Linked DNA regions of Mus musculus: region 2 is linked to region 1. The links are chromatin contacts, found by Hi-C or POLR2A ChIA-PET in ENCODE. All regions are on one chromosome and are shown on one strand. Each heading gives the region's core, a stretch centred on a gene start or an enhancer-like site at or near the end of the contact. The rest is flanking DNA. Distances are from core to core; before and after follow the strand shown. Region 1 overlaps Sorbs1 (sorbin and SH3 domain containing 1). Region 2 holds the start of Sorbs1 (sorbin and SH3 domain containing 1).

The links. Hi-C counts contacts between places; a loop is a spot of excess contacts on that map. ChIA-PET counts read pairs that join two places held with the same protein, here RNA polymerase II (POLR2A).
Region 2: a map of heart shows a loop between it and region 1 (2.6-fold over the local background). The contact joins the promoter of Sorbs1 here to the enhancer-like site in region 1. A Hi-C loop is called at or near these places in 9 of 37 maps with a recorded cell type or tissue (gastrocnemius, heart and left cerebral cortex). POLR2A ChIA-PET finds 5 or more read pairs at or near these places in 2 of 5 experiments (Patski and embryonic stem cell).

Annotation. Positions count from the first base shown.
Region 1 is chr19:40,474,292-40,482,171 of GRCm38, forward strand. All of the region lies in intron 1 of Sorbs1 (sorbin and SH3 domain containing 1), which reads right to left. Among named protein-coding and RNA genes, the nearest start is that of Sorbs1, 36 kb to the right of the region's middle. Within about 2 kb of position 4,183, at least 2 of the 3 ENCODE cell types and tissues checked have a DNase peak (open chromatin) inside an H3K27ac peak, as active enhancers do; they include gastrocnemius and heart, where a contact is called at or near this core.
Region 2 is chr19:40,509,236-40,517,115 of GRCm38, forward strand. Sorbs1 (sorbin and SH3 domain containing 1) reads right to left here and starts at 4,501. Exons shown (of 29, transcript NM_178362.1): 1 at 4,136-4,501.

The sequences.
Region 1 (7,880 bases), core at 2,933-5,432:
TGGGAACCATGCATCAGATTCTCTGCAAGGGCAGAATGCACTCTTAACTGCTAAGCCATCTCTCCAGCCCCTGAAACGGGGGTAATTAAGTCAAGGATTGGGTATCTTAATTGGGGAAGAGATTTAACAAGAAACCAGTCACTGGTTGTAAGAAAGAGAAAAGTGGCTGGGGGGCAACTGGGAAGACAGAGGTTGAGAGACAACATGATCAGCCATTCAGTGCCACATGGAAATTCTCCATTCAATGTGCCTGAAGATCGTGAGACAGGAGATTTCTTTCTTCTTCTTTTTTTTTTTTTTTTTTTTTAACAGAAGCTGAGAACTTGAGTCTGGACGACCTGGTGATTTAAGAATAAAGGTGCTCACCAGTGTGGATGGAGGTCTGCTCAAGCCAGTCTAAAGTACCAACAAGAAGAACCTTCCCTCAGGACCACATCCAACTAGAAAGCAAGCACCTGAGGTCAACCTAAGTTCTCGTGGAAGCTGCCTCCACCCCCTCTAGACACAGCCTTTGACCCAGGGTCACCACGGCCCACTCAGCTAACCCTAGCTAATCCATACCCCTAAGCTGATATCCATGTTTGCCCAACCGTAAGAAAACATGGATTTCATCTGTCACGCTAAGGTACAGGCTGCGCTGCCTTATGTGACATCACTCAGTGGGACTTCTCTAGGTGGACTCACTTGGCCAGTGGTGATGGTCTATACTCGTAATCCCATCACCAAGAAAACACTCAAATTTGGGGCCACTCCGGGCACACAGGGAAACAAGCAAACAATATACAAAATAAAACAATAAACAAAATACAAGAGTGATTACCAGCATACCACCAACACCTGGGTGCTTGTTTAAACTGATTCCCTAAGAGACCTGGGGTCTGGGGGTGGGGATGGAATGTGTGTGATGGGGAGGAAGAGGATGTTTAGGGAAGGAAAGGAATCAAGCAAAGGACATTGGGGGGTGGGGGGGGCGTGTGTGGTATGAAGAGGATGATGAACATGCAATTAGAAAGAATAACGACACACACATTTGAAAAAGCCATAATGAAATCCATTACTTGGCATGCTAACCACAAAGATCAGATTTTAAATTGTGTCCATACTGAACACAAATCATCTGACCCCACCCCAGACATTGAGTTAGAAATTCTAGAGCAGTCAGCAGCCTATGTCTTCACAAGTCTTCCATGTGTTTCTGACACAGCTGAAGTCTGGGGACCAGAGGGGTTATGCTATTAATATTGACCCACAATGGCTGATAAACCAATGTAGCATCATTTGAACAGGCTTACAGAACAATGTCTAATATATTACCTTAGGGCATTACAGAGCAAGGCTGAGACAAAATAGTGGTATTATCCTGCCTTATAGATAAGGAGATTGAAGTTGAGGTAGGGCTGGTAGATATTATCCCTACCCGGAGCCCTAGAGTCCACAGACTCACTGACAACCTCATGGCAATCAGACTTAACTCCAAGTAATTAAAAGTTACCAGCCCATACCAGTCTCTTCTCCGAAGCCCAGAGATACCATTGCCAGCAGGAGTGAAATCTGCTTTCTTTGTACCAAGTCCATTGGTATTCCCCTTCTGTTGGGTATTTATATATACTCATTAGAAATAATTCCCCTTCTAAGAGTACCATAAACTGTGGTGATGAACAGAAAAGGTGATATTAAAACCACTAAGAGTCAGACTTACTTACTCCCAGGGCTGGCCTGACAAAGGCAGTAGCCCTCGACTTAGAGGCTGGGTACCGAAAGTCTACTTACAGGTGAAAGGTTGGAACCCACATTACATCTTCCTAGGACATGATGTGGAGACAGTGGCTAAAACCACCAGGTCAAGCCACAAAAAACCATGTCTGCAAAAGACAGAGACAGAAGGACCAAGGGGTTTAAGTCCTAGCCTCCAACATGAGACCAAAGCCCACAGCATTTAGCACCCTGAGCCGGTTTCGTCACCCAGAAGCCACAACACTCATCTTGAAGGAGAGTTGGGAGAGTCAAATGACAAAGTACATGGTGCCAAGCACACCAAAGACAAATGACAACTGACTGGTTCCAAAAAGACTACGGGAAAAGAGGTAGATGATAAGTTCAAAGGTTGTACCACCATCCCCTGCTCCTCTCTGCTTCCGACTTTCCGCTATCAGCTCAACACTCACCTCTTTGAGAGCCTTCTGTGGTCCCCTAAACACAGTCAGGTCTCTCTAGCATGTGCTTCAGTGGTCTCCAGCACTTCCTCACTGCAGCCTCAAAATGATTTGTGATGACTTTACTCATATTGACTTGATGCCTTCCCTATGAACCATAAGACTCATGAATTCCAGGTTCAACGTGTGTTTTCTCCCTCGCACTTTGCCCTATGCCTGGAACACAGGAGACACTCAAATGTTTGCAGACTGAATCATCATCCGAACAGCTGGGCAAGGAAGGGTAAAGGCAAGAGGAAGTCCTATGGGTGGATAGCTCACAAGTCAGAGTGTCTGTAACTCAAGGATACCTGGAGCACATGGAACTTCTCCTGACCCAATAATATCTGTCTGGGGACGAGGAGGCAGCAGTCACTGAAGACTTTACTGTGTAGGAATGGAGATCTGAGTTTGAGCCCCAGAACCAACAACACAAAAATGGTAGGATCCCAGAAACTCACTGATCAATCAGCCTGCCTGGCCTACTTCTCGAATTTCAGGCCAATGAGAGAGCCTATCAAGAAAACACAAAGTGGGTGACACTTGAGGAGAAACCCCACCAAAGGTTGACTTCCAACCTCTACACACACACATGTACACACAGACACACACACACACACACACACACACACACACACACATACACCTCTAATCTGCTTCTGCTTTGAAACTGAGCCAAAAATGGCTGACTGTGGAATGCACGGTGCTTAAATCCATAGGCATCCTCTTCTAACAGGTGCGCACCAACCCAGATCTTAGTCTGCTCACAAGGTTTGCATTAAATGAAAGGAAGATGGTGCAGGGTGGCGTGCAAGTTTGGGGATTACTGCAGCTCTGCCTATAACAGACCCCGGCAGAGCCAGAAATCTACAGCAAGGTATGGAAAATAACACTGCCAAGTGCCAACTACTGAGTGCCTACATGTACTGGGAACAAGCCTGGGAGAGCTTCAAAACCTATCAAGAAGGGCAGTCGCCATCCTACAGATAAGGAAACTGAAACTCTGGAAGGCTAAGCCAATGCTCATAAGCAAAGTAAATAAATAACTCAGCTAGAACCTGGAGCCCAGACAAGTTGATTGCAAAGTGTGTGTGCCTGGACCCTATTCAACTACCACACACACACACACACACACACACACACACACACACACACACACACAGAGTCAGCAAATGGGATTTAAGACTTGGTTGGAAAAAGAGATAATTCCAGTTCAGGTTCTTCCACGGCTCTGTGGTGACCCAGGTAAGTGACCTCACCACCCCAGGCTCTGGGGACACTCCCTCTCCAGTAATATAAGAGTACAGCACATGACCGGTTCAGAAGAGACACAGTACTACTGAGCCCACAGAGTGCTTAGCAGTCAAAACCTATCAGGAAATGACACCTCCCTGGCCAGGGACCCAGCCACGCTGCAGTTGCTAAGCTCTCGCCCAAACTGGGGTTTGTTAGAAGCTTTGAACGTCAAAACAACAGAGGCTGACAAACTGTTTCCTAGGCCCCCTGAAACTGGCCTGGAACTTGGAAAGGCCAACAATAAACACTAAGGAAAAGGAGACTTCTTACGTGTATCTAAATAAACCCAAACCTCTCTTTCTGTGGTGGGGAGTTGAAGAAAATACTTGCTGTAAAAGGAGCTAATCTGTCCTCAAACCTCCTTGGGCTAACACTGATCAGCAATCTTCTTTGCAGCACGAACCCCTCTGGGACGTGCCCAACATATGCACAAGTGCAGGGGCAGCCTTCCAACACCAGGGCTGTCAGCCGACTAAGTCTCCTTCGTTCCATCCCCTGAGCTGCTATACGGAGCAGGAATTTACAGTCTCTTCTCCAAAGCCTTACAAGGTCAAAAACGCTAGATGTTGTGTAATTCCTATGATGACAAGGCTGTGGAGCAGCCCAGGCTAAATGACCAATACAAATGACACGGCAGAAGCCTAAGAGCCAAAATGTGGAGTCAGCACCGGGCAGCACTTGAGCCTTTGAGCCTGGTGCTGGCCCGGCTTCAGCAGCACACAGGCCCACCGCTGTACTGGCTCCTATGCCCTGCCAGTTGCAACCAAGAATGTGCAAAGCCACCCCAACACCCTGCCCTATTGCCCCAGCACCATAATAGGGGACACAAAAGAGCTGGCATTCGTGTGAGGATGACCCGGGTCTCCCACTCCACAAAGCCTGCAGTGACTTTAATGGGTACAGCAAGGCATGGGGAGAAATGGCCAAAGACAGCCTGTAAAATGGAGCATCAAGGACATAAAGGGAAGAAAAGGACTCTCCATCTTCTGTGTCGAACATCACACCTGGCAACACATAAAATAGTCCTGGGACAAGGAAGTAGAAAGAATCGAGTATATTAAGGGGGGAGAAAAGGAAACATAAAGAAAGAGAAGTAGTATAAGGAGCAAGACCTGGTCATGTTCCCCCATCCCAAAGCCACCATGGTCTTGCCCTGCAACAACCCATTCCTACTACCCAAGGCCCTTCCAAGATGAGCCTAGAAAAGCCAACCTCAATATCAAGCAGAAAAAACACAACAGCACCAGGTGGTGGTGGTGGTGCACTCCTTTAATCCCAGCACTCGGCAGAGGCAGAGAGGCAGAGAGAGAGGCAGAGAGGCAGAGAGAGAGGCAGAGAGGCAGAGAGGCAGAGAGAGAGGCAGAGAGGCAGAGAGGCAGAGAGAGAGGCAGAGAGGCAGAGAGAGAGGCAGAGAGGCAGAGAGGCAGAGAGGCAGAGAGGCAGAGAGGCAGAGAGGCAGAGAGGCAGAGAGGCAGAGGCAGAGACAACATCTCTCTGAGTCTGAGGCCAGCCTGGTCTACAAGTTCCAGAACAGACAAGGCCACGCAGAGGAACCCTGTCTCAAAACCAACAACAACCAAAAAGACAGGACTGGAACTTACATTCATCCTGGATTTGCCTTCTGAGTGGATTAGATTACAGGCCTGTGTCGCCAGGCCTGAGTCTTGGCACATATTTCTTTCTTGTTTTGTTAATTACCATTCATGGCATTCTCAAACCAAGTGTCAAGATGTATTCCTTGAGCCCTTATTTAACATCTATATGTCTCCTGGTTTAGCATTTCCTCCATCAAGGTAAGGCCATTGTACCTGATCCTGACAGTTCATCAACTCCAACTCTGAGAGTCTTGCAGAAAGTCTCTTATGGACAACAACATCAACAACAAAGACCTCTGAAGAGACACTGTGCCAAATGTTATTCTATGCCATTAGACCACACTCCAACAACTTCATGTCCATACTCAGAATCAGTGGGCAGAATGTACATAAACTAAATGCCAGCGTAACAACTGTAGGGCCAGAGTTCTTTCTGCATGACCACCTAGAAAACACACTGGAGCCAACTTACAAGGCTGGCACTCACCGACAGGAAAAACAGGCTCCGCTGTATTGTGCGCTTGTTTATAGATCAGGACTTGACAGGTGCTTGCAGACATGAAGGTTAAATCGATCTTTACAACAAACTCTGGGTCAATTTTATCAGCTCAACTTCGGAACAGGGGAAATTTTAGCCCCAAGTCACATAATATCTGCACACCCTGTCGTCTGCATGTGCATGTGCCAAGTGGGAAATGAATGCTAGGGTCAGAAATCTGCTTGCCAGACATAACATCTGAACAGCTCCTCCATGGCCGTGACAAGGTAAGTCACCTCCTAAACCATTACCTCACAGTTCTGCTCTTGGAAATTTTAGAAGTCACTCCATTAGGTGTGGCCTGACCAGGCTTTGGGGACAAGGAAACAATCTACAGCATTATATTTCAACTCCACCCCACAATCTGACTGCAACTTTCAAGTTGCAAAGTGAATCCCAGGAGACTCCTCCCAGGACTGGCTTCCCTATTCCATTCTAGGCCTCCACGTATAGAAACAGCAGGGCAGAGATATAGCTCTAAGCAAAGTGGCCCAGAAAGCCCAAACTATAGCCAAGTTCTGTACCCTACGTTCCCACAACTGAGTGTGCAAATATAAGGTTTGGAAAAACAATTAAGAGAGGGAATCAACTCTCATTTGGAAAACCAGGGGAAATAAAACCATATTTATCAATATTTCTACCATAGTATTATTTGGGGACATGCCCTTGTAGTTGTTCACAAATATCTGGTACATGGCTGTGAGCACAGCTTATATACAATCCTGTTTGGTTTTCCTCTATTTTGGCTTGATGATCAAAAGAGTCCTAGGTCCTGTGGCACCTCTCCTGTTCCAGCCCCTCTACCCCCCCCCCCCACGCTGCCACTCTCCTTGTACACATTTGAGTCACACCCCTCTGAAACAATCTAATTAGGTTACCCAGCAGGCTCTCCCCCATGAAGCACAGCTCTTCGTTTTCTGGTAGAAGCAAGACAGATGTCAACATGGGCCAGGGTGGAGCAGCAGCGCCATGGCTAATTTGCTTTAGCCATCCTTCCATTTTCTTTTTTAATGTGGTTTCAGCTTTTCCGTAGACAGAGTATAATTCCTCTCATACATATTTAACTGATTATAATAAATTATAATAAAAGTTTCTTAGAACTGCTATTGACCAACTGTAAAATCACATAAGCCTGAAAGAACTCTGAGGACTTGGGACATGGATCAATGCGCTATTTTAAGACAGGAAAGAAGATGATCTACAAATAAATAAGCCCTGACAGCCAATGATGATTCCTGACACAATTACAGAACAGATGATAAGGGGGAAAGGTCTCACTTCCTCCGTGGGTCCTCAGCGCTAGCACTGTTCCAGGCACGCTGTTAACATCCAGGCAGTGAACAGGAAAACACAGGTATCCCTGTCCGCCAGATGACCAGCTAGGCCAGCTAGAAAAAGGTTGCTGGCAGCCTGATGCAGGATTTGATTCTTAGCCACACCCTATCCAGTGTCTCTTCAACAATGACTTGGCTGAAGACTCAGGAGGTAGGGATATCAAGACCTCAGGTGGCACAAAAAGGGCAGAGGAGCCGGTGCTTTAGGTAACAGAGTCAAGATGCAGACGATCCTCAGGGCCAAACACAGAGCCACCTGAGCAAGCACTGGCCGGGAACTGCTCTCAACAGCCTCAAGTACACAGACTGATACAGTGTGGCAAGGTCCATCAGAGCCCACAGTGCAAGTAACACAATCTCAAACAGGAGCAAAAGTAGAACAGCATCCAGCTCACAAAACCCCATACCACTCCAGTAGCCTGTCACCGTCAGGTCACAGATGGGGGTCTCCGCTCAGGACACTTTAAAAACTATTTTTAATAGACTCCAATCAAATAATTGAAAGGGCACCAGACAGTTTACGGTAACTCCTTCCTCACCAATGTCTAGATCTACCTCCTCCTCCTCTTCCTCTTTCTCCTCCTCTTCCTCTCCCTCCTCTTCCTCTCCCTCCTCTTCCTCTCCCTCCTCCTCTCCCTCCTCCTCCTTCGGTCTTTTTGAGACATCCTCTCACCATGTAATCCAAATTGGCATTCAGCTTGCATCACCTGCCTACCTCAGCCTCTCAAGTGCTGGGATTATAGGGATACACCACTACTTTTGGCTAAAATATGAAACACAATCCCTGGGTGGTAAGATTATATTCTTTATTTTTCCTCTTTTGTGGTGTAGGGATTGGACCCAGGGCCTTGCACACAATAGGCCACCGAGATGTAACCCCCTCAGTCAACATCAGCCCTTTCTCATGGACCCTTTTAGAGGAACT
Region 2 (7,880 bases), core at 3,251-5,750, 35 kb after region 1:
TAAGTATCTCTTTTCTAAAGGGTTGTGTGTCCAGCTACAGATAGTTGGGTTAGTCTAGCCTAGGAAACACAACCATCACACTAAATTCTCCCTGGATGGCAGTAGCCTGCCTGCTTCCCACCAGACTCACTGACAAGACCCATATCTACCACTAGCCCTTGGACAGTTTAAGCCTTCTTATGAAACACATTAACAATGCTTCTTCCATTGAAGGAAGAAACAGGATACACTTCTTGGGACAGGGCGTCCCTGGTGGCTCACAATATAAGGGTGGAAACGTGTTCTGCTGTTATAGCTGGTTTTGTTTTTAAAACAATAACCACATGACAGAGACTTTAGAAAAAAAGGGTTTTTTTTGTTGTTTTATTTTTTTCTAGAAAGAGTCAGTACTGACCTCAGACAAAAAGGGGGAGGGGAAAATCAATGGAAGGCCACACAGAAATAAAAAGCAGTTTAATTGGGTTTGCTTTTTGTTTTGCGTGTAAAATACATATATAGTCAAAGACATAAACTGCTTTTAAATTAAGAACAGAGAACATGAAATTTTAATGAGGCAATAATACACTAAAACACACTACAAAGATATATTACTAAGAGGATGAGGGAAGAGAGCAGGGAGAAGAACACAAGAGGAAGGGAGGAAAAAACAAACGGCCACAGGAAAGATAGGCAGGGGAAAAAAAGCCTCGAAGGTAACAAGATACAGGGCCACAGGGCCTCACAACATGCCTGAAGCATGAGGCCTGAAGAAGCCACAGAGACTTCTTCGTACCTGGGAGCTGGCCCGAGGAAGGCAAGCTCCTCACTGTTGGCTGTTGGCTTGGGCCACAGACGTCAAAGAATTATCATCTTTTATCCTTGCCTTTGAATAGTTAATGCTCTGGTTACCCACTGCTCCCCACCCTTTAATTGCTCACTGAAACGTGAGGGTTAGCACTAACGCAGGTCACAGGCCAGAGCCTCCCTACCTCCCAAAGATGATGAGCCACCATTCAGGAGCTCTCCTCTGGAAAGGCAAGACATGAAATGCTCTCTCATAAAATGTATGATGGAAGGTTAGATGGGAAAATTCTACCATTCAGTCCATGGAAAACTTTAAGGTTTGTATCGGAAATGTAAAAACAAAACAAAACAAAAAAATACACAAATATGAACCTGGAATTGCAGCAGAACTGGGCCCAACGTCAGCTCTCCTCAGCACACCTAATGCCCCTGAGTGTTTGAGTTCTCCCGGCTCTGGCAAAAGGTCTTGCTTGGCTCTGAACAAGCAGCTTCAACCTCATTCTACAATCAGAGTCAGCAAGGAAAATCTGTGGCAGGATCAGGGCACTTAACACCTCCACATCACCCACACTCACACACACACTTGCATGCACATGCGCACACACGAGCACACTCATCTCACACACACACACACACACACACTCATCTAAGGGGCTCCGATCCTTACTTCATTCCAAGGACACAGGACTGCTCTACTCCTGGCTCCAAAGGCTGAAGCTATGGAGTCTCCAGTCTCCCCCTTCATCTCTTGTTTCCTCCTCATCTTTCTCCTTCCCATCTTAGGCTCCTCTCACAAAAGGGAGGGCCTTACTCTGGACCACAAGACCCAGATCCTTATCCCCCTCTGCACCTTGCTAGTCGAGATAGACCTCAGACAAATGGCCACAACTCCCCAGCATCACTCCTCAGTGAAGGCCAGGAGGGATCAATCATCGAGGTCCCCCTCCCCATGTTCCCAATATTTAAACGCTCACCTGTGCGATCATAAATAAAACACAGGCGGGGAGGGAATGAATTATAGAAACGCCCTTTCCTCCGCAATCTGTCATCCCATCCTCACCTCCCCCACACACCAACTCGCTCCTACGTCCACGTCTCTCACTCTGGATCATTCTAGCCCTGAATTATTTACATACTCTAAAACCACATGAATCGCACCAATCAAGTAAAAGGTAGTCTGACTCCGACAGAAGCCCCAGCTCTCGAGTGCTTCTTCAGTAGTCTTGCTTAAATACTCAGAATTTAACATCTGACTAGCAAACAGCAAAGAATCTAAAATCGCCGTCACAAAATGTACTTGTGATTTTAAACTAAATGGTGCTTTTGGGAACCCTAGAACGTCACCACTCTAAAGCCTCTTATTTTACCAACAGGAACACAGCATAAGCCACAAGCTCAAGGCCCAGAGAGTGCTGATCAGAGCCAAAGCCAGCCTGCTTCTGGTACAAGCTTACATCAATTTTTTTTTTTTTTTGATCATCTATTCCTCCTTGAAGGCTAGTTAAATCCTAAATTACCAGTGAGTGCCTTCCACATCCACCTCCAGAGAAGGGTCCAGGGAGAGTGGAGTTTCGAAGACAAGGACACTACCAGTGCCACAGGCGAGGCTCTCTTCCCTGGACCCTATCTCTCCACACCCAGCAATCTGCATCCAACTCTATTTTGAAGAAGAAACAGAAGAGCTGAACGGGTCTTTGTTCTGCCAGGAAGAAGCAATTTTCTTTTCTTCTTTGCCATATTTACAACCCCATCCCAATATTCCCAATCTCTTCAAAAAGTTTACAGAAATTCAACTTGCTTTAGCAAAAAAAAAAAAAAAAAAAAAAAAAAGGAGGTAGAGCCAACAAAAGGGGGTTGTCCTACAGAGGTCGACCAGCACTTCATTCAGGTACTAATTGCCTGCAGGGAAGTCACCAGACTGTTACCACGAGTCCTTAGGCTAAGGAATATACCATCTTTGACCCCCTACCCTAAGAACTACTAACCCTTCCTAATCTGCATCAAAGGTGCCCCAGGCAGAGGTGGGCTAACAGACCACCTTTCTCCCCTCAGGCTCAAAAAGACCTCAGGGCTGGGCTGGCCAGGAGTTATTTAAGGCGGCAGCAGGAGGGTGGGGCAAAAAACTGTTGGCAGTATCTTCCTCCTCCACCCCTCCCCCTCACAGCCAACACACCTCACCCTGTAGACATCTCACTCACTCACTCACTCACTGAAGGCTGAAGCTATAAAATCTCCCAATGTGTGTTTTCTGTCATTGGCACGGCTGTCCCCTGCTGCTGTCCACCCCACTTTTAATCCACCCTTCAATCACCACCTCGATATCTTTCCAGCCAAAACACACACTTAAATGTAAAGAGAGGTATTTTAAAAAATCAAAAAAAGCATGTGGTCAGACAAGCTGTCCCTGGCCTTCTCCAAGGAAGAAAAAGGACACACCAGTGTTGGGGACTGGAAGATGGGCGGGGGGGGGGGGGGGGGATCAGTCAGCGGCCTAACATGCCTGGCAGGTTCTATGGTGTCTCTAGATGAACATCCCGCCTACTGACTGAAATCAATTTTAGCAATTTCAGTAGGTCGGCCGTGTGACAACAGGGGCAACCCAGAGCTCAGCGATTCAAACAAAAATCCAAAGGCTCGTCCAGAACATGCTGGGAAAACCCTCGGACAGGATGGAATGAGCCGGCTCAGAGGGATCTTCTGCTTCTATGTAGCAATGCATAATAAATTCTGTCCGCCCGGAAAAAGCACTGATGAATTTCAAAGGCATAGTATGACACGCAGAGGTTCCAGGATACAGAAATCGACAGCACGTCGCCCTTCAAAGAAGCATAATGACTTTAAAGCCTCCTTTCCCTCCTATCTCGAATGTCACCACCGCTTATCAGGGAAAAGACCGTGGAAACCCCGGGAGGGACAGCCTGGGAAATAAGAGAAAGGAGTAGCTTTAGGTCCCTTTGGTGATGGGCTGCCCTGCAAGATGCTGTCATCCAGTCATCCAGGGAAGCATGAAGGGGCCTGGGCGGTGAGCGGAAGCACCGTATACCCAGACACACACCCACCAACACGCTCGGATGCAGGCTGGTCTGGGCCAGCAGCGTAGTGCTTGCCCCCCTCCCGCCGCCCTCGGCTTAGGTGATGGAGTGGAAGGGTGTGCTGATGAATGAATACACCTGAGATGCCTCCATCCTGACACTTGCGCCCTTCTTCCTTTGGCCACTGCAGAAAAGACCCTCAGTAGTTTCACTTTCCAGCGCAAACCCACCAGGGCTCTCCCGTCTCCATCCACCCACACTGCAGCCAGGCTGAAGCGGGCGGACATTCCCTCCTAAGCAGAGGCCATGATCGCACTTACCTTCACCTACCAAAAACGAAAAGGCATAAAGAAACCTGGAATCCCCAAACCTCCCCGCGTCCTAGCAACTTTTCTTGAAGGGACGGGGAGAGGGGACACAGAGCAGCCGGGAGACACGGCTCGGCGAAGGTCCCCCGCGGCCACCCGGGGATGCTCTGGGAGAAGGGGGGCCCCCAGGTCCTTCCAACAGCTGGCCCTTTAAAAGCACCTCCTCCGCGCGCTGAACAAAGGCACCGCTCCGGGGGCCCGCTGCGCCCGCCCGGGAGCTGCCGCCGGAGAGCGCAGCCGCCGCCCGCTTACCTCGCGGGTCCCCGGCAAGGGCTTGCGCGCGTCCAGCCCGGCTCGCGCTCCACGCTACAGTCAGCCCCGCTCTGTTTTTCTGCTACTCCGAGCTGACTTCACCGACACTGGGGCCGGCCAATGGGCGGCGGCGACCAGCCCCTCATTAGCATGGCCTGGAACCGTCCACTCCGGCAGCGCCCAGGGGGCGGGGCCTGGCCGGCCGTGACAGGAAGGGGCGTGTGCGCCAATGGGGAGGCGAGGAAGAGCCCGCCGCCAAGCCTGCGTCCCTGTGAGCGGGGCGCGCGCCCGCGGGTTCCCGCGGATGTCGCGCGCGCACCCGCTAACCCTTTCTACCCTGGGCTGCCCGCGAGTGACTCCAGACGCTGGCCCTGTGGTCTCTATAAGGGTTTGCCCACAGAGAGCTTGAAAAGAACAGTAAGCGTAAAATAACAGTGTGTCCTAGCTATAAACAAATTACTTAACCCTGTGCCCTTTTGCTGATCTGTAAAATGGCACCATAATTCCTCTTGATAAAATGTAGTGAATAAAAGCTTGCCAATGGCACTGTCAGTCTGATTATATTCTACCAGACAGTTGCCTAATGCTCCCTATTTTCTCATTTGATTTTCCCAGCCTTGTGAAAAAGACGTTGTTACTAGTTTCTCGTTTTAGTCTTTATTTATTTATTTATTTATTTATTTATTTATTTATTTATTTATTTTTGGACAGGCGGCTCACGTATTCTAGCGCGGCCTCAAACTCACCGTGCAGCCAAAGATGATCCTTAATCCCACCTTCTGGGATTAGAGGCTGCCCCACATACTCACACCCCAGGCCAACCTCCTGACTCAGCCTCTAGAGCGGATTATTGGCTGCACCACTCTGCAAATTGGGGAGAAAAGAGTTTATTTGGCTTACACTTCCACAACACTGCTCCCCATTGAAGGAAGTCAGGACAGGAACTCAAACAGGGCAGGAGTCAGGAAGCTGATACAGAGGGATACCGCATACTGGCTTGCTCTCCATGGCTTGCTTAGTCTGTTTTCATATAGAATCCAAGACCATGAGCTCAGGATGGCCCATCCACAATGGGTTGGAACCTCCCCCATCAGTCACTAATTTTAAAAATGCCCTACAGGCTTGCCTACAGCCCCATCTTACGGAGGCATTTTCTTAATTGTGGTTCCCTCCCCTCAGATGACCTTAGCCTGTGTCAAGTTGACTTACAACTTTCCAACACAACAGAATAGTCACCTGAGCACAATTAATTCTTTTCTGCTATCTTGGGCAAGAATCTTCAGCCCAACTGTGTTCCTAGTTAGCAGGCTGTGTGGTGGGGTAAGAATAGGACCTAGTGACTGCACAGGCAAGGGGAACCCTGTCTGTAAAGGTTGTTAGATGTCAGGGAACAGTGACAGGTCCTGGCTGAGCACCTGCTGTCCTCAATTCTGTTGTCTGTGTATTTTAATTGAAGACTTCTAGCTGTCTGGGAGCTCGTGCTATAACCAAGGAAACAAGAAGCCTCCAGAGAACCCGGGGTCCCTCAGCACAGGGCTCTGCCTCGCCCAGACCTCATCCTGTTGCTTTGTAAAACACACTTCCCAGGCTCTGCTGTTACCTTATGCTACAGTCTGGACAAACAGCTCTCTGGTCTATAAAATAATAAAGCAGCAAGTATGAATGTGCCTGTATTAACAGTGCACTGTTGCACCAGGGCTGTGAGCTTTATATGCACCGCTACACATCTAACAACAACATAGCTAAAGGCACAGTGATACTAGGAGATTAGCCAAAGAGGTAGGAAATAGAAGGCAGAGAAACTGAGAGTTATCTACCTACCAAATCCAGGCAACAAGGTTTAGAACACACACACACACACACACACACACACACACACACACACACACACACAATGTCAGAACAACTCAATGTTCCGTTTGGGGCTGGAGAGATGACTCAGTGGTTAAGAGCACTGACTCTTCTTCCAGAGGTCCAGGGTTCAATTCCCAGCATCCACATGTTAGCTCACAACCGTCTGTATGTAATGGGATCTGATGCCCTCTTCTGTTGTGTCTGAAGACAACTACACTGTACTTATATACATTAAATATGCACCATTTAACAGAACACTAGGTAGCTATGAAAAATGAGGAAGTATTTTTGGTAATTTTAAAGGGGTGGGGAGCTGTGGAATTGGCTTAATAGTTCAGAGCGCTTATTCTCTTGCTGAGTACCCAGTTCAGTTTCTAGTGCACACACAATAGCTCACAACCATCAGTAAGCCGCCATGGCCCACTGTTGCCATAGCAAAACTCAAAAATGCTTATATTATTGAATGGGAAGGATGACTGAAAACTGATGTGTAAAATCTCATTACAATTTTTCCTCTAGAATTATGTATAAATATTTTTGTTCATCTTTGTTTTTCTGATTTTTTTTTCCCTTTATAAACATCTGTCAAGCCAAGTGGTGGTGGCACATGCCTTTAATCCCAGAGACAGAGGCAAGCAGATCTCTGAGTTCAAGGCCAGCCTGATCTACTGAATGAGTTCCAGGAGAGCCCAGGCTACAGAGTAAAACTCTATCTTGAAAAACAAACAAACAAACAAACAAACAAATAAAAAGTTATCAGATTATCCAGTGAACTTTTTAAAAAAATAATAATTTAAAAACGAAACACCAGACTGTACTCAGGAAAATTTGAATTCTACTCAAGGCCATTCTTAGAAATGAGAAAACTGAAACTCAAGAGACCTAAAAAGAGGTTGAACTCTTGAACTAACCCCTTAGTAGCTTCAGCAAGTGTCCCATTCCTCACTGGAAAGCATAAAATGAGGTGTCTAAGAGAGACGGAGAAATCTGGAAAAGACAGGAAGGTGGCAAGTAGAAGAGACAGAGAGGAAGCAAAACCTTCTACCTCAAAACATTTCTAAGACATCTCTTCCATGAAGACCAGAATGTGGTAGCTTGCTTCTGTGATAACAGCACTTGGAAGGCTGGGGCAAATGTTCAGAGTTGGCTTAGGCTACCCAGTGAGACCCAGTGAGACCCAGTGAGACCCAGTGAGACCCAGTGAGACCCAGTGAGACCCAGTGAGACCCAGTTTCAAAGAGCAACTCCCAAACTGTGGTCTAATAATAGTTCACAATAAAAGCAACCTAAGGGATTATTAGGTTTAATTAGACCGACTCATTCCTATCTCCAGCCATTCACTGATTCATCTGGGAGGGAGGCCTGGTGTTATAGATGTGGCAAGAGTAAGTTCTGTCCTCTCCCTGTTGCCCCAAGGTGAGGCCTAAAGGAGGCAGAGAGCCAGTCAAGTTCACGTAGGCTGTGCTGGTTAGTTTTATGTCAACTTGACACAAGGTAGTGTCATCAGAGAGAAGGAAATCTCAATGAAGGCTATGCCTTCATAAGATAGGACTATAGGGCATTTTCTTAATTAGTGACTGATGGGGGAGGG